2 separate regions of the Homo sapiens genome follow, and region 2 is linked to region 1. A link is an interaction called in ENCODE POLR2A ChIA-PET data of the cell type or tissue named here. Cell type or tissue: CD4-positive, alpha-beta T cell. All regions are shown on one strand. Each heading gives the region's core, and the rest is flanking DNA. Links, peaks and the distances in the headings are about the cores only. Region 1 overlaps ARPC4-TTLL3 (ARPC4-TTLL3 readthrough). Region 2 has its middle 8.2 kb from the start of FANCD2.

Region 1 (10,177 bases), core at 2,178-10,177:
GCCTCCCTGGTTCAAGTGATTGTCCTGCCTCAGTCTCCCAAGTAGCTGGGATTACAGGCACCTGCCACCATGCCTGGCTAATTTTTGTATTTTTAGTAGAAACAAGGTTTTGCCATGTTGGCCAGGCTGTTCTCGAACTCCTGACCTCAGGTGATCCGCCTGCCTCCGCCTCCCAAAGTGCTGGGATTACAGGCAGGAGCCACCGTGCCTGGCCCAGTTTACATTTCTCTAAAATGGGACCAGAGCTGGGTGTGGTAGCTCATGCCTGCAATCCCAGCATTTTGGGAGGCTGAACAGGAGGATGGCCTGAGGCCAGGAGTTCAAGACTAGCCTGGGTAACATAATAAGACCCATCTCTGCAAAAAATAAAAATTAGCTTGGGTGTGGTGGCGTATGCCTGTAATTCCAACTACTTGGGAGGCTGAAACTTGGACCTAGGAGTTCCTGGCTGCACTGAGCCGTGATTTCACCACTGCACTTCAGCCTGGGTGACAGACCAAGACCCTGTCTCAAAAAAAAAAAAAAAAAGTCGGGGGGTAGGGGGTGGGTACTAGTAATACTTCCCTGGCAGGGCCTTGAGGGCATTCGTGAAAATATATGGAAAGCCCTTGTCACAATGCCTGGCACATAGTGGTGCTTTATCATTAGGAACTGGAATGATTAAATTCTGTCAAAGACAGTTTTAATGTAATAGGAAGGGGGTGGCACAGGTGGAGTGTTGGAGTAGGGGGTGGTTTGCAGTTAATGGAATTTTATCAGCCTTTCCCATTTGTGTAGTCTGGGCAGGTTAGGATTTCCGGGGTGGCTTGAAGGTGGGGCCGGAGGCTTGGGAGGGACCTATGGATATCTGCAGGGAGGGCGTGACCAAGGCTGCCTGGATGACGGCGGGGGATGGTGGAATATATCTCCCCCTGCCCTCTCCACCTGCATGTCCCAGGTCCAGCCCTGCCCAAGTTCTATCATTTCCCCACAGCGAAGGGGCAGAACTCAGGCACCTCGACACTCAGGTCCAGCGCTGTGAGGACATCCTGCAGCAGCTGCAGGCCGTGGTACCCCAGATAGACATGGAAGGGGATCGCAACATCTGGATCGTGAAGCCAGGAGCCAAGTCCCGCGGACGAGGTGGGGGTCAGCTCCTGCTTCCTGCACTGGCACCTCACCACCTGCATCTACCAGTAGAGGCCAAGGAAGTTAATAGTGCAGGTCTATTGAAGCCAAATTGCCTGGGTTTGAGTCCTAGCTCTGCTACTAATGTGCTTCGTGACCTTGAGCAGGTTTTAGCGCCTCCCTGAACCTCAGTTCCCTCATCTGTGACATGAGGAGGATGATAATACCTCCTGTGAGGTGAGGATTAAATGCAGTCATGCAGCTAAAGCACTATTCCAAATCCTCAACGTGCTTCAATTTATGCAATCCTGGGAAACGGAGGCACGTGTAGGCTTTCACATGATCCAGAAGGATATCCATAAGGTCCTGGAAGCAGCAGTTGGCTGCCTCTAGACAAGGAGATACATTTTTTATTGTATGCCCTTTCGTACTGCCTAATTTTTGTTTTGTTTTATAGTCTATTTATTATTGGTAGGAACGTAATAGGTGCACATACTTTAAAAAAGCCCCCAACACTGGCCAGGTACAGTGGCTCATGCTTGTAATCCCAGCAGTCTGGGAGGCCGAGGCGGGTGGATCACTTGAGGTCAGGAGTTGGAGACCAGCCTGGCCAACATGGTGAAACCCTGTCTCTACTAAAAATACAAAAATTGGCCACGTGTGGTGGCAGGCACCCATAATCCCAGCTACTCGGGAGGCTGAGGCAGGAGAATCACTTGAACCCGGGAGGCGGAGGTTGCAGTGAGCTGAGCTCGTGCCACTGCACTCCAGCCTAGGTGACAGGGCTGTCTCAAAAAAAAAAAAAAAAAAAAAAAGTCCAGCACTTTAAATTTGTATCCATGTATGTATTCCTGTTTAATCAAACAAAACTGGTTAATTAGGAAAAATTTAAAATCCTTAGCAAATTCCTGGCTTTCCCAAAGGGAACTGGGTTCTGATTGAGGGAGACAGCCTTACCCACTCAGCCCTATCAGCTCCGAGGGGACAAGAGCTCATGACAAGCTGGCCCTTCTCCTGGCCCACGCCTGACCTTCCAATCCCTGACTGCCCTCTTCCCCCGTAGGCATCATGTGCATGGACCACCTGGAGGAGATGCTGAAGCTGGTGAACGGCAACCCCGTGGTGATGAAGGACGGCAAGTGGGTGGTGCAGAAGTATATTGAGCGGCCCCTCCTCATCTTTGGCACCAAGTTTGACCTCAGACAGTGGTTCCTGGTAACTGACTGGAACCCACTTACCGTGTGGTTCTACCGCGACAGCTATATCCGCTTTTCCACGCAGCCCTTCTCCCTGAAGAACCTGGACAAGTGAGCCCCTCTGCTCGCCTCCCACGAGCTCCCTGCCTAGTTGGGGAGCTGGCAAGCAAACAGGCGATTACAGTGCAGGGGACTCGCGCAGCAGCGCTAGGCTCCACACACAGACTGCAGGCAGGCAGGCCCTCATCCTGCCAGCTGTCCTTGCATCCAACAGATTTTTTTTTAACAGACAGGGGGCGGTCTCACTCTGTTACCTAGGCTGGAGTGCAGTGGCATGGTCACGGCTCACTGTAGCCTTGACTTCCTGTGCTCAAGCAATCCTTCCTCCTCAGCCTCCCAAGTGTCTGAGACCACAGGCATGTACCACAGCTGATTTTTAAGTTTTTTAATGTAGACATGGGGTCTCACTATGTTGCCCAGGTTGGTCTCAAACTCCTGGGCTCAAGCGATCATCCCACCTTGGCTTCCCAAAGTGCTGGGATTACACTATGCCTGGCCCCTCCAACAGATTTGACCGAGTGTGTACCTTGTGCCATGCACTGTTCTGGGCACTTGGGGTATAGCAGTGAACAAAACAAGATCCCAGCTCTCAAGGGCTTACATTCTAGCAGGGAGAAACAGGCAAGCAAGAACACAAGTGAAATTATCTAACAGGTTAAAAGATTATTTGGGCCAGGCGCAGTGGCTCATGCCTGTAATCCAAGCACTTTGGGAGGCCGAGGTGGGTGGATCACCTGAGGTCAGGAGTTCGAGACCAGCCTGACCAATATAGCGAAACCCCGTCTCTACTAAAAATATAAAAATTAGCCGGGCGTGTTGGCGGGCGCCAGTAGTCCCAGCTACTCGGGAGGCCGTGACAGGAGAATTGCTTGAACCTGGGAGGTGGAGGTTGCAGTGAACTGAGATCGTGCCATTGCACTCCAGCCTGGGTGACAGATCAAGGATCTGTCTCAAAAAAAAAAAAAAAAAAAAAGATTATATTTGTCGTTGGGGGAAAAAGGGAAGCAAATGTAGAGCAGGGGAAAGGAGGTCAGGAGTTTTGAAAACTAAGATGTCGTGTTAACTTCTAGGGTGAGAGAAAGCCTTGTTAAAGCCTGAATTCCAATTCTGTCTCTGCAGCTTCCAAGTTGTTTGAATCTGGTCATGTGAAAACCTATTTAAGCCTTGGTTTCCACATCTGAAGAATGGAGGCAGTAGTATGAAATTCATAGCTATCAATTATTGAGTGCTTCATATGTGATAGTGCTGAGCACTTTGTATACATGATCTCATTCTTAATAAGAACCCAGTGCATACTTCTTGTTCACCAGGTCTGAAGAAAAATATAAAAAACAGTGAAGTGGGTACTGTTACTACCCCCATTTTGCAGATGTGAAGAGCACACAGGTTAGATGACTTCCCTAAGGTCTCACAACTAGTGTGGAGATGGCGCTTGAACACGTCCTGGCGATGACGGGGCCATACCCTTACCCACCCTCTTATCTTCCAGACACTGGGATGGTTAACTGAGACTATGCACAAAGCACTTACTACTGCGGCCCCCGTAACTAGCGCCCTCAGAGCAGCCCTGAGAGATAAGAGTGGTTCTGGCCCTAGAAGAATGTGGTGGGGCCCAGGCCTCTGTCCTTTTTGTCCTTCCCAGTAGGGCCCCATCTCAAGTTGAATAGTGCAGGGTGGCCCAGGGCTGCTTCCAGGACTTGCCTGTCCTCCCTGAGTTTGGATGGGAGAGACACAAGGGCCTGGACCTCAGTTTTCTGTTCTCTGCCCCAGCTCAGTGCACCTGTGCAACAACTCCATCCAGAAGCACCTGGAGAACTCATGCCATCGGCATCCACTGCTTCCGCCAGACAACATGTGGTCTAGCCAGAGGTTCCAGGCCCACCTGCAGGAGATGGGTGCCCCAAATGCTTGGTCCACCATCATCGTGCCTGGCATGAAGGATGCTGTGATCCACGCACTTCAGACCTCCCAGGACACCGTGCAGTGTCGGAAGGCCAGCTTTGAGCTCTATGGCGCTGACTTCGTGTTCGGGGAGGACTTCCAGCCCTGGCTGATTGAGATCAACGCCAGCCCCACGATGGCACCCTCCACAGCAGTCACTGCCCGGCTCTGTGCTGGCGTGCAAGCTGACACCCTGCGCGTGGTCATTGACCGGATGCTGGACCGCAACTGTGACACAGGAGCCTTTGAGCTCATCTATAAGCAGGTGAGGAGGTTGGGCCCAGGCAGGACCCCAGAGAGTCTGCACCCTCTTCCAGGCAGCCCTGCAGTGGAGCATAGGACTCTGCAGTCAGACCCAGTTTAAGACCCAGATTCAAGTCCTGGTCCTGCTAAGGTGACCTCACTTCCTTGAGCCTCAGTTTCCTGATCTTTGAAATGGGGATATTATTACCATCTTTCTCATGGGAATGGGAGAATAAAATGAATTCATGTATGAGGATAATATTTCTAGAGAGGCATATAGCATAGCCATAAGAGCAGAGATTCTGGAATCTCCTTGGGTTCAAATTCCTGTTCAGTGACAACAAGCTATGTGACTTTGGACAAGTTCCTAACCCCTAGGTCTCCTTGTCCGTAAGAATAAAAATAGTACCTAACTCACAAAGTTAGGTACTATGAGTTGTGAGAATTAAATGAGTTGATAAGTAAAGTACTTCATTTATTTATTTTTGAGACAGAGTCTCGCTCTGTTGCCCAGGCTGGAGTGCAGTGGCATGATCTTGGCTCACTGCAACCTCTACCTCCTGGGTTCAAGCGATTCTCCTGCCTCAGCCTCCCAAGTAGTTGGGATTACAGGTGCCTACCACCACGCCTGGCTAATTTTTGTATTTTTAGTAGATACAGGGTTTTGCCATGTTGGCCAGGCTGGTCTCGAGCTCCTGACCTCAGGTGATCCGCCCACCTCGGCCTCCCAAAGTGCTGGGATTACAGGCAGAAGCCACCGTGCCCAGCCAGTAAAGTACTTTAGAATAGTGCCTGGCACGTAGTAAATGCTACTAAGTTTTAGCTAATGTTATTATTACCTAATAAGGTTAGGAGTTTCATCATGTATAACCTGTAAAGTGCCTGAATGTATAGTAATAGGCAATTACTGGTAGCTACTATTATTAGTAGTATTATAATTATTTCACTCGTCTTGCTCCAAAAAGAGATTGGAGTCTACTTGTAAAATAGAACAGCATTTTAAAAAATCAGTCAGAAAATTGATTGCAAGGCTTTCTGAGTTCTGGATAGAATTTCTTGTGGCAGTTTAAGTGGCTTCTGATTAGCCTCCGGTTTCTGTCAAGGTTTGGTTACAGGAAGAGAACGTACTGATCACATGACCTAAGTGACCTCGCCTTTGTTACAGTTGTTATTGATCATTTCTTAAATTAATATATTGGCGTTTTGGTTTCAAAAAATGTAAACGGGGAAATACATGGGCAGGAAAATATGAGCAAGCTGAGGGAAAAGGTGCCATTGTAGTGCAGTGCTCCCAATGCCAGTGCCCAGGCCAGAAGCATCTGAAAGCTTCTAAAGGTATGGATGTGAGGAGGCTCCACCCCCAGAGATTGACCCAAAATGTCTAGCTTGGGGAGGAGACTATGTATATCTGCATTTTTCAAATGCCCCCCAAATATCTTTTTTTTTTGAGACGGGGTCTTGCTCTGTTGCCTAGGCTGGAGTGCAGTGGCACCATCTCGGCTCACTGCAAGCTGCGCCTCCCGGGTTCAAGCGCTTTTCCTGCCTCCGCCCCCTGAGTAGCTGGGACTACAGGTGCCTGCCACCATGCCCGGCTAATTTTTTGTATTTTAGTAGAGATGGGGTTTCACCATGTTAGCCAGGATGGTCTCGATCTCCTGACCTCGTGATTTGCCCGCCTCGGCCTCCCAAAATGCTAGGATTACTGGCATGAGCCACCGCGCCAAGCCCTCTAAATGTCTTTTATTGCTGATTTGTTCTTGTTTTTGTTTTTAGGCCAGCACATAGTAAAGGCTTATACCTTGCACTGTTTTTTTTTGTCTCTTTTCATCTAGGCCAGCCCCAGTGCCTTTTGACCCCATAGTTTTGATCTTTTGAGGGGCCAGGCGGGTTGTTTTGTAGAACTGTCCCACATTCTGGATTTATCTGATTGTTTCCTTATGGTGTGATTTACCTTGGTCTTCTGTTAGCTGATTGTCTCAGGAACTAGAAGTTAGGTCAAATAGTTTGATGAGGTTAAACATTTTTCCCAAGAGCACTTCAGAGGTGATGCCGCGTACCTCATGTGGCATCACAAGGCACATCCTGTGAGAGTGTCTCACAGTTAGTGCTGCTGAGTTTGACTGTGGGTTACAGTGGTGGCTACCAGATTCTCTCCATTATAAGCTACATCTCCCCTTTGCAATTAATTTTTCTGTAAGGTGCTGTGTTGGCTCTGTCCAGATTACACATTTTCCTGTCATCCTTTCATCTAATTGTTTTGATACCAGTTTTGATTATTGCCTATTTTATTAGAGTTGCAAAATGGCAAATGTCTAATTCTGTTGTTCCTTCTGCATTTATTAGCTGAGATTCTTCTGTAAAGATGAACTTTCCCTCATCATCTGGGGCTACTTGGGAGTGCTGATAGCTACATTTTTATTTGATTTTTTTTTTTTTTTTTTTTTAGACAGAGTCTCACTCTGCCACCCAGGCTGGAGTGCAGTGGTGCTAGCTCGGCTCACTGCAACCTCCGCCTCCCGGATTCAAGTGATTCTCCTCAGATCCCGAGTAGCTGGGATTACAGGCGCCCACCATGGCCGGCTAATTTTTGTGTTTTTAGTAGAGATGGGGTTTCGCCATGTTGGCCAGGCTGGTCTCCAATTCCTGACCTCAGCTGATCCGCCTGTCTTGGCCTCCCAGAGAGCCACCGCGCCCGGCAATAGCTGCATTTTTTTTTTTTTTTTTTTTTTGAGACGGAGTTTCGCTCTTTTCACCCAGGCTGGAGTACAATGGTGCGATCTCGGCTCACTGCAACTTCTGTCTCCTGGGTTCAAGCAATTCTCCTGCCTCGACCTCCCGAGTAGCTGGGATTACAGGTGCCTGCCACCATGACCTGCTAATTTTTTTGTATTTTTAGTAGAGACAGGGTTTGGTTATGTTGGCCAGGCTGATCTCGAACTCTTGACCTCAAGTGATCTGCCAACCTTAGCCTCCCAAAGCTCTGGGATTACAGGTGTGACCACCATGCCCGGCCAATAGCTGTATTTTTAACAAGCTCCAAGTAATTCTGATGTTTAGATAGATTCTGATCAGGATCCTTCAGTGGCACAGAAGATACCTCCAACTGGCTCCAGGTTGCTAGCAAGGCACAGGGAGCTCTCCTGGAGCCCAGCTGAGGGCAGGACATACAGCTTGGCCTGATAGGAACTGAGAGTTGTAAGGGAGTCCCTCTCCTGGACCCTTCTCTCTGCCTTCCTCTGCATATTCGTTACTTCATTCTCTCCACAGACTGTCTTCTTTAAGGTTCTTAGTTTCTGCTACCCCATAACCTGGATTCACACGAGGCTCTAGGCAGGCTCCAAACCTCTTACTTGTCTGGGTGGCGTAACTCAAATTCTCTGTGCAGAGAATCTGATTGGCTCAGCTCAGGAAGCTGTCCACCAGCAGTGGCCTGTGCAGTGGAGCCACACGCATTCCAGCAGGGGCTGGGGGCAGCTTAGGAGGGAAATGTGGCTGAGGGGTGCTGGTGGGACATGGCTAGGATTCCCCCTTCCTCTGGGCTAGCAATTCCTGGAGCTCTGTGACTCTAGGTACTGACTCAGAGGTGGGCTTTCCATTTCTCAGCTCAGAAACGCCTCTTTGACCAGGTGCCTCAGAAAGTAATTCCACCCATCTCTACTCTGGGTCCCGCTGGGCCAAGGATTCCAGTACCACTGACTGAGTGGGCCTTGTCTCCTCTTCTTGCCCACAGCCTGCTGTGGAGGTGCCTCAATATGTGGGCATCCGGCTCCTGGTAGAGGGCTTCACCATCAAGAAGCCCATGGCGATGTGTCATCGGCGGATGGGGGTCCGCCCAGCAGTCCCTCTGCTGACCCAGCGAGGCTCTGGGGAAGGCAAGGACTCGGGGACCCCTACCCACAGGTCAGCTTCTAGGAAAGGCACTGGGGCCAGGAGCCTGGGGCACAGTGAGAAGCCAGTCTCCACTGCCACCACTTCAGCCCCCGGAAAGGGGAAGAAAGGCAAGGCGAAAAGGGCCACAGCCCTGGTCTGCCCCAATCTCTGGGAGTGGGATGCCCCCAGCACCAGGATGGGCTGCATTTTCACCATGACCTTTTCTAGTGGGGACAGGCAACCCCACCACTTGAACAGATTGCCACTGAGTCCGAAGAACCCCCGGGCCCTGGGTAAGACCATTCCCCCAAAACACCCGAGTGTTCCAAGGCGATTTATTCCTGCTCTCCAGGCCCCTCCCAACCACCTGGATCAGCCACCCCACCAAAGAGCCACCAGTAGCAAGTAAAAGCCACTACTCACAAAGTATTGTTTAAAAATACACAGCCAAATTAGCTGGGCACGGTGGTGTGAGCCTGTGGTCCAGGCTACTCGCGAGGCTAATGAGGATCGCTTGAGCCCGGGAGGTTAAGGCTGCAGTGAGTTATGATCGCACCTCTGCACTCCAGCCTGGGAGACAGAGCGAGATGCTGTCTTAAAAACAAAGACACAAAAAAAGCACTTTGGGAGGCCGAGGCGGGCAGATCACTTGAGGTCAGGAGTTCGAGACCAGCCTGGCCAACATGGTGAAACCCCATCTGTACTAAAAAATACAAAAATTAGCCGAGTGTAGGGGCAGGTGCCTATAATCCCAGCTACTTGGGAGACTGAGGCACGAGAATCGCTTGAACCCAGGAAGCGGAGGTTGCAGTGAGCCGAGATTGCACCATTGCACTCCAGCCTGGGCAACAAGAGCAAAACTCTGTCTCAAAAAAAAAAAAAAAAAAAAAACCCAGCCAAATGAGTATTGTCTCCTCCAAAGTAGTCACTCTGCCTCACAGAGTGACTTATTTCAAAGATGACCTGATTTCAAAGATGCCAGGACTTAAGCCCAGGTTGCTCTCTCCAGCGCCCACGCTTTTCCCACTGCAGTATTCTGCCTTTGCCTTCAAGCAGTCACCTCTCGGGGAAAGAACTAACACATGTCCAGCACTTAACAGTTTGCCCCATACCGCTACCTGCCCAGCTCCTTTAGTGTTTACACCAACCTAGCAAGGTAGGTGCTATTATCCCCATTTTCCAGCCGAGGTATCAGGAAGTTTAAGGAAGTTGCCCAAGGTTGCACAGCTCAGAAGGGGCACAGCTGGGATGCAGACCCAGGTCTGTTGGACTCTACCCTGTTTTCTTCTCACTGCCTCTGGAGGAGGAACCGGGAGGGCTCCGTCGGCCTTCACCCCATTCCCTCCATATCCCCCCATCCTCCACACGTACCTGTTAGGGCAGCTAGGCCACCTTGGGCCCCACCCCAGGGCCTCACAGCTTCTCTTGCTCCCACAGCCCGTCACCACTTCCCCAGCCTCCACACCAAGGCCCAGCTGCCTTCTCCCCATGTACTCCGACACCAGGGCCAGGTCCTCAGACGACAGCACAGCAAGCTGGTGGGCACTAAGGCCCTGTCGACCACAGGCAAGGCCTTGAGGACTCTACCCACGGCTAAGGTCTTCATTTCCCTCCCACCGAACCTTGATTTCAAGGTGGCACCCAGCATCCTGAAGCCAAGAAAGGTGGGCCTCGACCTGTGACTCACACCCAGTGGACAGTGCTGAGCACGGGGTCAGGGCTGGAGGGCACAGGCAGAGGGCAGCTCCCAGGCTGGCTGG
Region 2 (10,414 bases), core at 1,273-9,272, 190 kb after region 1:
ACACCACCAGCAGCAGTGGCAGAGACCCAGAAACGTCCCTTGCCCAGCGACAATCATCACAGGAAGCCAGTGTTGTCCAAGCTGGACAGCCTGAGGCTGTGACATCAGCCTAGCCAACAAGAAACTGGGGCTGCCGCAGCCGGACGCAGTGGCTCATGCCTGTAATCCCAGCACTTTGGGAGGCCAAGGCGGGAGGATCACGAGGTCAGGAAATCGAGACCATCCTGGCTAACATGGTGAAACTCCATCTCTACTAAAAATACAAAAAATTAGCCAGGCTTGGTGGCGGGCACCTATAGTCCCAGCTACTCAGAAGGCTGAGGCAGGAGAGTGGCGTGAACCTGGGAGGTGGAGTTTGCAGTGAGCCGAGATTGTGCCACTGCACTCCAGCCTGGGGGACAGAGTGAGACTCCGTCTCAAAAAAAAAAAAAAAAAAAAAGAAAAGAAAAGAAACTGGGGCTGCCACAGGGCTGCCGGAGGACGCATCTTTCACTTCTATTAAGATTTTGCTGCATGTGTCCACCGAAGAAAAGGAGGAATAAGATTGCTCCAACATAGTTGCACAGATGAAGACAAAAATCAGCTAGGTGGGGTGGTGAAGCCTCACTTCTTGCATTTTACTATTTACTATTTATTCTGTCTCTTTTTTTTTTTTTTTTTGAGGCAGAGTCTCGCTCTGTCGCCCAGGCTGGAGTGCAGTGGCACAATCTTGGCTCACTGCAAGCTCCGCCTCCCGAGTTCACACCATTCTCCTGCCTCAGCCTCCCGAGTAGCTGGGACTACAGGCGCCCACCACCACGCCAGGCTAATTTTTGTATTTTTAGTAGAGATGGGGTTTCACCATGTTAGCCAGGATGGTCTCGATCTCCTGACCTCGTGATCTGCCCACCTCGGCCTCCCAAAGTGCTGGGATTACAGGCGTGAGCCACCGCGCCCGGCCAATTTCTTAGTCATATTTACATCCTTCTGTGTTTCTGAAAGTACACACAAAAACAAGATGGTGTTTGCTTCTGAAGGAATCAGATGGGGTTAGATGAGTAATTATGTTTACCCTTTGGAACAGCTTAAATGTTTTACCTTGCTGATATATTTCTTCTTCACACACACATACACACACACACACACAGTTTAAAAATCTAAGCCAGATATAAAAGACTATATGATTCATAATTTTCTAAATACTTTTTTTAATTTACAAAAATAGAAATAAAAATTTTTAAGATATATCATTCTATTTACATGACATTTTAGAAAAGTCTATTTACATGACTATAAAGGGACAGATGGCAGCTTTCTGGTTTGCCAGAAATGGTGGTTACATAACTGTATAAATTTGCCAAAACTTATTGAAAGACATACTTGTAAATAATACATTTTATTGTACATAAATTATGTCAATAAACAATGTTTTCAAAATATCAGTTATTGAAATGATGTGCACAGGCCAGGCATGATGGTTCACACCTGTAATCCCAGCACTTTGGGAATCCAAGGCACTTTGAGAAGCCGAGGCGGGCAGATCTTTTGAGGCCAGAAGTTCGAGACCAGCCTGGCTAAGTGAAACCCCAACTCTACTAAAAATACAAACATTAGCCCAGCATGGTGGTGCACAGTCCCAGCTACCTGGAAGGCTGAGGCACAAGAATCTCTTGAGCCTGAGAGGCGGAGGTTGCAGTGAGCCGAGATCATGCCACTGCACTCCAGCCTGGGCAACAGAGCAAGACTCCATCTCAAATAAAATAGAATTACGTGCACAAGAGCCGGGTGTGGTGTCTCACGCCTGTAATCCCAGCACTTTCGGAGGCTGAGGCAGGTGGATCACCTGAGGTCAGGAGTTTGAGACCAGCCTGGCCAATATGGCGAAACCCCATCTCTATGAAAAATATAAAAATTACCTGGGCGTGGTGGTGGGTGCCTGTAATCCCAGCTACTTGGGAGGCTGAGGCAGAAGAATTGCTTGAACCCAGCAGGCAGAGGTTGCAGTGAGCTGAGATCGTGCCACTGCACTCCAGCCTGGGTGACAAGAGTGAGACTCTGTCTCAAAGAAAAGAAACAAAAAATTATGTACACAAATATGGACAGCACTGGCAAGAAGTGTGGCAAAAACACATGTGGTTCTCTTGTTTTGGGCTCAGACATGTGGCTGTGCCATTACAGACCCCCGGGATTTAGAATCCTCCTTCTGAAAGGCGTCCTGTGCACTCGTGAGCACCAGCCTGAACAGATGAAAAGGCTGAGCTGGAGGGGCTGGGACACAGCCCACCTTGACGACAGCTGCTCCTGGCTGTGCGGGGGGGTCTCCAGGAAAGGCCATTCTCCCACTAGGATCGCCAGGCCCTACTGAGGCTCAAGCTCCTTTGCTGTTTGGAATCTTCCCTCCCCAGCCCCCCAGCCTCATCAAAGGCTGCCTTTTCCTGTTCACTGACCACAGCTGCTTTGACTCCATTAGCCTCGAGCTCCTGGAAGAAAAGGAAGAACGTTGTTTTCCCTGGGCTCAATGCCAAGAGACCGTGGGCAGTTGCTCAAGATTCACTTGTGAAACTCCGGATCCCAGGAGGAGGGAAGCTTGGGACAAATACCGAGCCTCCCACCCCCACTCCAACTCTGTTACTGAGCACTTTACGGAAGGAGCACGTAGGCCCCGCCACAGCTTCGGCAAGGGTGGACTGGGATAGATTCTGTGCTAATACAAACATCAGGCCTCCCTGCCAGACGGCCCACCCCATGGAGCCAGCCTGACACCAGGCCAGCCTCCAGCCACAACTGCAAGAGAAGGAGAGCCCAGAATAGCAGGCCCTCTTCAGTGAGCTTCAGCAGCTTCACCCACAGGTTGCAGGGTTTGGGTCCGCTGCCAGAAATAGCTCCCAGACCATCTTTGGTAATACAGACCTTTGCCTTAGTATTTACTACATCCAAATAGGCTTTATAGTAAGAGTTGTAAAACGATTGGTTTTGTTTTATTTTTCGTTTTTTTTTTGTTTGTTTGTGTTTTTTTTTTGAGACGGAGTCTCACTCTGTCGTCCAGGCTAGAGTGCAATGGCACGATCTTGGCTCACTGCAACCTATGCCTCCCAGGTTTAAGCAATTCTCCTGCCTCAGCCTCCCAAATAGCTGGGATTACAGATGCCTACAAGCATGCCTGGTTAATTTTTTGTATTTTAGTAGAGAGAGGGTTTGGCCATGTTGGCCAGGCTGGTCTCCAGCTGCTGACCTCAGGTAATCCACCTGCCTTGGCCTCCCAAAGTGCTGGGATTACAGGCATGAGCCAGCACGCCCAGCCTAAATTCAGCCTTTCATGCTTGTCTTGAGTTGTCCAATATTGGAAAATGCCAGCTCACACTGATGAGAAGCTCCTACTCTTTGGGGCTACCTATGAGCCCACTTTGAAATCCCGAGGTTGAAAGTCCTGAACATGAAAGATAAGCTGTCTGGCAAGTTAGGATGGGCATTGACGGGGAAATGCCTTACAGCTTGAGTAGTACTTTTTCACCTAACCACTTAAATGGTTATTATAAAACGGGACACTGAGAAATTAGAAGAGTGACTTAATCCCACCTGCTCAATTGAAGCTCCTCTGATAGGTGAATTTAATTAGGAAATTGTTACTTATGGTATCAATTACATGGTCAGCTCAAGCCTCAAATTTAGCCGACTTTAGTTTCAAAATCAAATGCAATTTTTTTTTTTTTTTTGAGACAGAGTCTCGCTCTGTCGCCCAGGCTGGAGTGCAGTAGTGCGATCTCGCCTCACTGTAAGCTCCGCCTCCTGGGTTCACGCCATTCTCCTGCCTCAGCCTCTCCGAGTAGCTGGGACTACAGGCACCCGCCACCACGCCTGGCTAATTTTTTTTTTGTATTTTTAGTAGAGACAGGGTTTCACTGTGGTCTCGATCTCCCAACCTCGTGATCCGCCCGCCTGGGCCTCCCAAAGTGCTGGGATTACAGGCGTGAGCCACTGCACCCGGCCTGCAAATTTTTTTTTTTTTTTTTTTTTTATACTTTAAGTTTTAGGGTACATGTGCACAATGTGCAGGTTAGTTACCTATGTATACATGTGACATGCTGGTGCGCTGCACCCACTAACTCGTCATCTAGCACTAGGTATATCTCCCAATGCTATCCCTCCCCCCTCCCCCCACCCCTGCAATTTTGTTTTTTAAAGAGCCTGGGCTCTTGCTATTGTGCCCCGGGCTGGCCTTGAACTCCTGGTCTCAAGGGATGCTCCCACCACAGCCTGCTGAGTAGCTGGGACTGCAGGCACGTGTCACTGTGCTCAGCTTTTTTTTTTTTTCCCCCCTTTGGTAGAAAAACTATTATTTGTAATCTTATGTTATGGAGAATAGTTTGACAACAGATTCATCTCTTCCTTTAGCCCTCTCCAACCTTCCAGCTAGAACCCCACCCCAAAGAACACAGGCAAAGATACATCAGCATCAATAATTTATTGCAAACTCCCTAATATCACATGCTAGTATGCTTGCGAATTCACTCACGAATGTTCTGGGATGGGGGCCAGAAGGTAGAGAGCACCATGAAAGTACAGCCTGTGAGGCCGGACTGCTGAGGGGCAGACTTCATGCCAATGGAGGGACAGACTTCAGGACCAGTCTGGATGGGCTAAGCTACCTTGGGCAGGAAGGAGCTGGGCCAGGCCAGGAGCCTGAGGTTCTCCTTTGGCCAACCCATCCCAGGTTTCCAGCCCCTCCTCCTCACTCAGGGTCCTGTGTGGTGAGGGAGGTGTCGGGAGGTTAGCGGCTCTACAGCTGCCAGGCTTGTGGCCACTACCAGTTGAGCGTGGGGCCCCTAGTCTAGTCCTTCACTGGGGAAAGCTAGGGCTTGGGCTTTCACTGCAGTATCTTCAGACAGGTCGGGATGAGGGATGAGGCCTTGCCCTTGGGGGGATGCCCGTCCTCTGTGGCATCGAGGAGCTGCTGCAGGTAACAGGAGGTGAAGCAGCACGTGGCCCGTGGCTTGCATGCTGAAAAGGGCCCAGTGGAGAGCTTCCCTGGGTGGAATGAGAGGGCACGCAAGTCAAAACCACGAAGTAGGTTGGGCGTAGTGGCTCATGCCTGTAATCCTAACACTTTGGGAGGCCGTGGTGGGTGAGTCACCTGAGGTCAGGAGTTTGAGACCAGTGTGGCCAACATGGTAAAACCCTGTCCCTACTAAAAACACAAAAATTAGTCAGGCCTGCTGGTGGGCGCCTATAATTCCAGCTACTTGAGAGCCTGAGGCAGGAGAATCGCTTGAACCCAGGAGGCGGAGGTTGCAGTGAGCTGAGATGATGCCACTGCACTCCAGCCTGGGTGACAGAGCAAGACTCTGTCTCAAAAAAACAAAACAAAACAAACAAACAAAAAAACCACCACCATCACCAACAACAACAAAACAAAGCTGGGCTCAGTGGCTCACGCCTGTAATCCTAGCACTTTAGGAGGCTGAGGCGGGCAGATCACTTGAGGTCAGGAGTTTGAGACCAGCCTGGCCAACATGGTGAAACCCCGTCTCTACTAAAAAATACAAATAAATTAGCCAGGTGAGGTGGCACACAGCTGTAATCTCAGCTACTTGGGAAGCTGAGGCATGAGAATCGCTTGAACCCGGGAGACAGAGGTTGAAGTGAGCTGAGATTGCACCACTGCGCTCCAGCCTGGGCAACAGAGCGTCTCAAAAACAAGTAAGAATAAAACATAAGTGTACACCTCCCTACAACCCATTATTCCCATGTTGGCCTGGAAGGGATTGGTTTCATTATGTTTGTTTTCTTCATTAATAACATTTGAATACCACTGAGGTGGTAGCACTAAAAGCATTTCATCAATTCTAGAGCAATGTGCAAATAGGAACAGATGCTGCAGATGGGATCAGGATTAGGGCGAGGACCTGCAATTCCACCTTAACTGAGATGCCCGGAACCTCCCTACTTTCTCATGCAAAACCCCAGCTCATTTCATATGGCTTTCTATTTTTCTACTACTACTTTGGTCCAGCCAGATTAATCTCCATAATGTGGCTCTGCCCTTGAGACACTCTGTTCTAGACTCTGAGGCCTTTCTAAGTCACCTGCAGTCTAGCTCATGTTCAGAGTGCTGGACATGAAGACATCCATGCCTGGCATGAGCATGTACTGAGAACTGAACCTGAATCAGGCAGGCCTAAGTCCTAATCCAGTCTTATTAGCTGGGTGAACTTCAGCAAACTGCTCTAGTTTTGAGCTTCAGCTCCCTCATGGGTAAAATGGGATTGCACCTGCCACCCAGGGTCATAAGGCTGAAATAGCATAAAGCAATTAACGTGGGGTTGGATATTTGAAAAGTAGGGGAAATGGGGAAGCGGGGGCAGGTTCAAGAGCAGCTGGTTGAATGCTAGACAACTTTGGCTAGGTGCACTGGCTCAGGCCTATAATTCCAGCATTTTGGGAGGCCGAGGAGGATGGCTTGAGGCCAGGAGTTTGAGACCAGCCTGGTCTAGTGAGACCTTGTCTCTACAAAAGTATTAAAGAACTAGCCAAGCATGGTAGCACACACTTGTGCTACTCAGGAGGATCACTTGAGCCTACGAGGTTAAGGCTGCAGTGAGCCATGATTGCACCACTGCACTGTAGCCTAGATGACAGAGTGAGACGCTGTCTCTAAAAAAATATAAAGAATGCTAGATAATTTTAATCAAATTCTTACCAAATCTGTTTGAAAGGGGAATGTGAGGGTCACTCGAGGTGTCTAGTCCTAAGTGAGATAGGGGAGTGGAAAATAAAAGGCAAAGAAATGTTACCTGGCTGTTGTTCAAACTTTAGTCTTTTATTAACATTCATTCAATAAGTGAATTTATGGTCTGACTGGGGTGTGGGTGGCAGAAAGACTTAGAACTATTCACATCTACACAAGAGAATACTTTATATTTTCAAGGTTATAACTTAGAAGTATACCCACTTCTCAAATTAAGGAACTGAGGCTGACAACCTAGCTGACCAGCCTTAAAAAGGAATGAAATTCTGAGGTCGGCCAGGCGTGGTGGCTCAGGCCTGTAATCCCAGCACTTTGGGAGGCCGAGGCGGGCGGATCACGAGGTCAGGAGATCGAGACCATCCTGGCCAAAACGGTGAAACCCTGTCTCTACTAAAAATACAAAAATTAGCCGGGCGTGGTGGCACGTGCCTGTAATCCCAGCTACTCGGGAGGCTGAGGCAGGAGAATCGCTTGAACCCGGGAGTCAGAGGTTGCAGTGAGCTGAGATCGTGCCATTGCACTCCAGCCTGGCGACAGAATGAGACTCTGTCTCAAAAAAAAAAAAAAAAAAGAAAAAAAGAAAGAAATTCTGAGGCCGGGCACGGTGGCTCACGCCTGTAATACCAGCACTTTGGGAGGCTGAGGTGGGCAGATCACAAGGTCAGGAGTTCAAGACCAACCTGGCCAGGATGGTGAAACCGTGTCTCTACTCAAAAAATACAAAAAAATTAGCCGGGCATGGTGGCGGGCTGCTCGGGAGGCTGAGGCTGCTTGAACCTGGAAGGCAGAGGTTGTAGTGAGCTGAGATCGCGCCACTGCACTCCAGCCTGGGTGACAGAGTGAGACTCCATCTCAAAAAAAAAAAAGGAATGAAATTCTGATCCATACTGCAATATGAACGACCCTTGAAAATCCGAAGTCAAGGAAGCTAGAAATGAAGAACGAGTATTGACTGACTCCAGTTCCATATGGTACTAGAATTGGCAAACATAGAAAGTGGAGTGGAGGCTACCAGTGTCTGGAGGAGGAATGGAGACTTAGTGCTTCAGGGGGACAGAGTTTCTGGTTAAGATGATGCAAGAGGTCTAGAAATGGATGGTGGTGATGGCTGGGCAACATTGTGAACGTACTTAATGGCACTGAATTGTACACTTAAAATGGTCCAAACAATAGATTTTATGCTATACATATTTACTATAATTAAAAAAAACCTAGTGATACCACTAAGTCACTAAACTGATTCCAGTCACCAGACTGTGTTTAGGTCGAAGTGTCCCACCTCCCCTAACTGGACTGAGTTTAAGGTCTGAGACCTTTTCTTTTTCTGAGACAGAGTCTTATTCTGTCGCCCAGGCTGGAGTACAATGGTGTGATCTCGGCTCACTGCAACCTTCACATTCCAGTTTCCAGTGATTCTCCTGCCTCAGCCTCCTGAGTAGCTGGGATTACAGCAGTGTGTCACCACGCCCGGCTAATTTTTGTATTTTTAGTAAAGACGGGGGTTTCACCTTGTTGCCCAGGCTGGTCTCGAACTCCTGACCTCAGGTGATTCACCTCCCTCGGCCTCCCAAAGTGCTAGGATTACAGGTGTGAGCCACTGCCCCCAGCTGGTCTGAAACTTCTTGTTCATAATTTTGAAATAATGCAGACTACTGGTGGTAGGTAGTCTGAGGTCAAGAGGTGGCATGAGATGGTAGTATCCTGGAAGAAGTAGCCGAGGAGGAAAATGGAACTCTCAGCCACAGAACCAGGCTCAAGCCTGCCACCCACTGTTGTCTCTGGCAAGCAGACCCACACAGCCTCAGTTTCCTCAACTGCAGATTGGGTCTGCAGGAGATCAACTAAGAAAGCAAGAAGGTCTGATATGTTCTAGCTACATGTGATCTGGTAGAACTCTTGGGATCCTGAGCAGGATTTCTCAGAAGCCCCATGTGAATAGAGATCGCCTGTGTCTTCATTTATTCTACAATCATTTAAATAACTACTATGTGTCAGCATTCACCAAGGTGCTGAAGGCCACAAAAATTCCTGCCCTCAGGGAACTTGTTCTATCTGGTATTTTGTTCATCTCTGAATCTGTAGTTACAGCATAGGGCCAGGCACACAGTGGGCACTCAGGAAACACTGAATGAAGGAACTGGAGAAGAATAGACTATCGGAAAGATGGACTAGCAGCCATGCTCTGCTGCTTGCAAGTTTTGCGGCTTTGGACTGATTCAATCACTTCAGCCTCAGTGGCTACATCCACCCAATGGGGAAGGATGCCCCAGGGCGCCACTGGAGCGGCAGAATTTGGGAAACATCACCATAACGGCATGCAGCTTCTAACCTCACATATTCTCATGCTTCCTGAGACACTTGGTTAGGCTTTCAAAATAAGTTTTAAGAAAAGTTCATTATATAGTACAAATGACTCTGGTCCATAAGACTTGCAAACTAATTCTGTCCTATGGAGGGAAGATTATTTCATCCCTCCCATCCCCATGGGAGAAAAAACCCAATTTTGTATGTATACATTTATCTCTTTTTTTCTTCTTTTTAGAGACAAGGCCTCATGCTGTTGCCCAGGCTGGAGTACACAATGGTATGGTCATATCTCACTGCAGCCTCAAACTCCTGGGCTCAGGCAATCCTCCCACCTAGCTGGGATTATAGGCACATACTACCACTGCTCCCAGCGTGCATGCCTCTCACTATGTTGCTCAGGCTGGTCTCAAACTGTGTGTGTGTGTGTGTGTGTGTGTGTGTGTATGTGTGTGTGTGTGTGTCTCTCTCTATGTTGCCCAGGGGTGTGTGTGTGTGTGTGTGTGCGCATGTGTCTCTCTCTCTCACTGTGTTGCCCAGGCTGGTCTCAAACTCCTGGGCTCAAGAGATCCTCCTGCCGTGTGTGTGTGTAAGTGTGTGTGTCTCTCTCTCTCTCTCTCACTATTGCCGAGGCTGGTCTCAAGCTCCTGGGCTCAAGAGATCCTCCTGCCTTGAACTCCCAAAGTGCTGGGATTCCAGGTGAGAGCTACTGCACCCAGCCTATCTCATCATTCTTACTGGACCTATATATGTGTGGGATTTTGAATTCTCCTTTGAACTGATTGTAACTTCTTGCTAGTTCTCTCATTAATTAATGAATTCAATGAAATCTTTGACACATACTTTTTTTTTTTTTTTTTGGTAAGACACTTGCTGTTTTGCCCAGGCTGGAGTGCAGTGACACAATCTCGCCTCACTGTCACCTCCACCTCCTGGGTTCAAACGATTCTCCTGCTTCAGGCTCCTGAGTAGTTGGGATTACAGGCATGCACTGCCATGTCCAGCTAATTTTTGTAGAGATTGGGTTTTGCCATGTTGGCCAGGCTGGTCTCAAACTCCTGACCTCAAGTGATCCACCCACCTTGGCCTCCCAAAGTGCTGGGATTAGAGGCGTGAGCCACTATGCCTGGCCAACACATGTTCATTTTTAAAAAACTGACTAGAAGACTACTTAGGAAAACTTCCTATTTCAATGAAAAAATGTAGTTGCTAGAGTGGAAAGTAGTCATAAAAATAAAATGCATCCAGGTTCCACCAGGAGGAACATGTGCACCCCTGGGCACACGCCAGTGTTGTCCACAGCACTTCGAGAGCCCATCAGGCTCCGTGTTGTCTGATACAGGCTATGCTTTGTCAGCACCAAAGCCAGACCCAGGTGCTGAGAAG

The links. ChIA-PET counts read pairs that join two places held together with the same protein. Peaks named below come from ENCODE experiments on the same cell type or tissue, not always from the same donor. Only the 100,000 strongest peaks of a DNase experiment are listed, where the experiment ranks them.
Region 2: POLR2A ChIA-PET joins it to region 1 with 5 read pairs; 4 of 35 experiments call an interaction of 5 or more read pairs at or near these places.

Annotation. Positions count from the first base shown.
Region 1 is chr3:9,824,827-9,835,003 of GRCh38, forward strand. It overlaps ARPC4-TTLL3 (ARPC4-TTLL3 readthrough), which reads left to right. Exons shown (of 12, transcript NM_001198793.1): 9 at 974-1,122; 10 at 2,171-2,414; 11 at 4,134-4,569; 12 at 9,855-10,177. The coding sequence ends at 9,995. It overlaps TTLL3 (tubulin tyrosine ligase like 3), which reads left to right. Exons shown (of 14, transcript NM_001387446.1): 9 at 974-1,122; 10 at 2,171-2,414; 11 at 4,134-4,569; 12 at 8,278-8,419; 13 at 9,855-10,081. Among named protein-coding and RNA genes, the nearest start is that of RPUSD3, 14 kb to the right of the region's middle. RefSeq lists enhancers at 524-1,024, 1,025-1,525, 2,359-2,859 and silencers at 2,493-2,562, 2,573-2,642. In CD4-positive, alpha-beta T cell, for the core only: no CTCF peak of the experiment used is centred there; a DNase peak (open chromatin) is centred at 2,590.
Region 2 is chr3:10,013,068-10,023,481 of GRCh38, forward strand. It overlaps the pseudogene MARK2P2 and the pseudogene CIDECP1. Among named protein-coding and RNA genes, the nearest start is that of FANCD2, 8.2 kb to the right of the region's middle. In CD4-positive, alpha-beta T cell, for the core only: no CTCF peak of the experiment used is centred there; a DNase peak (open chromatin) is centred at 5,034.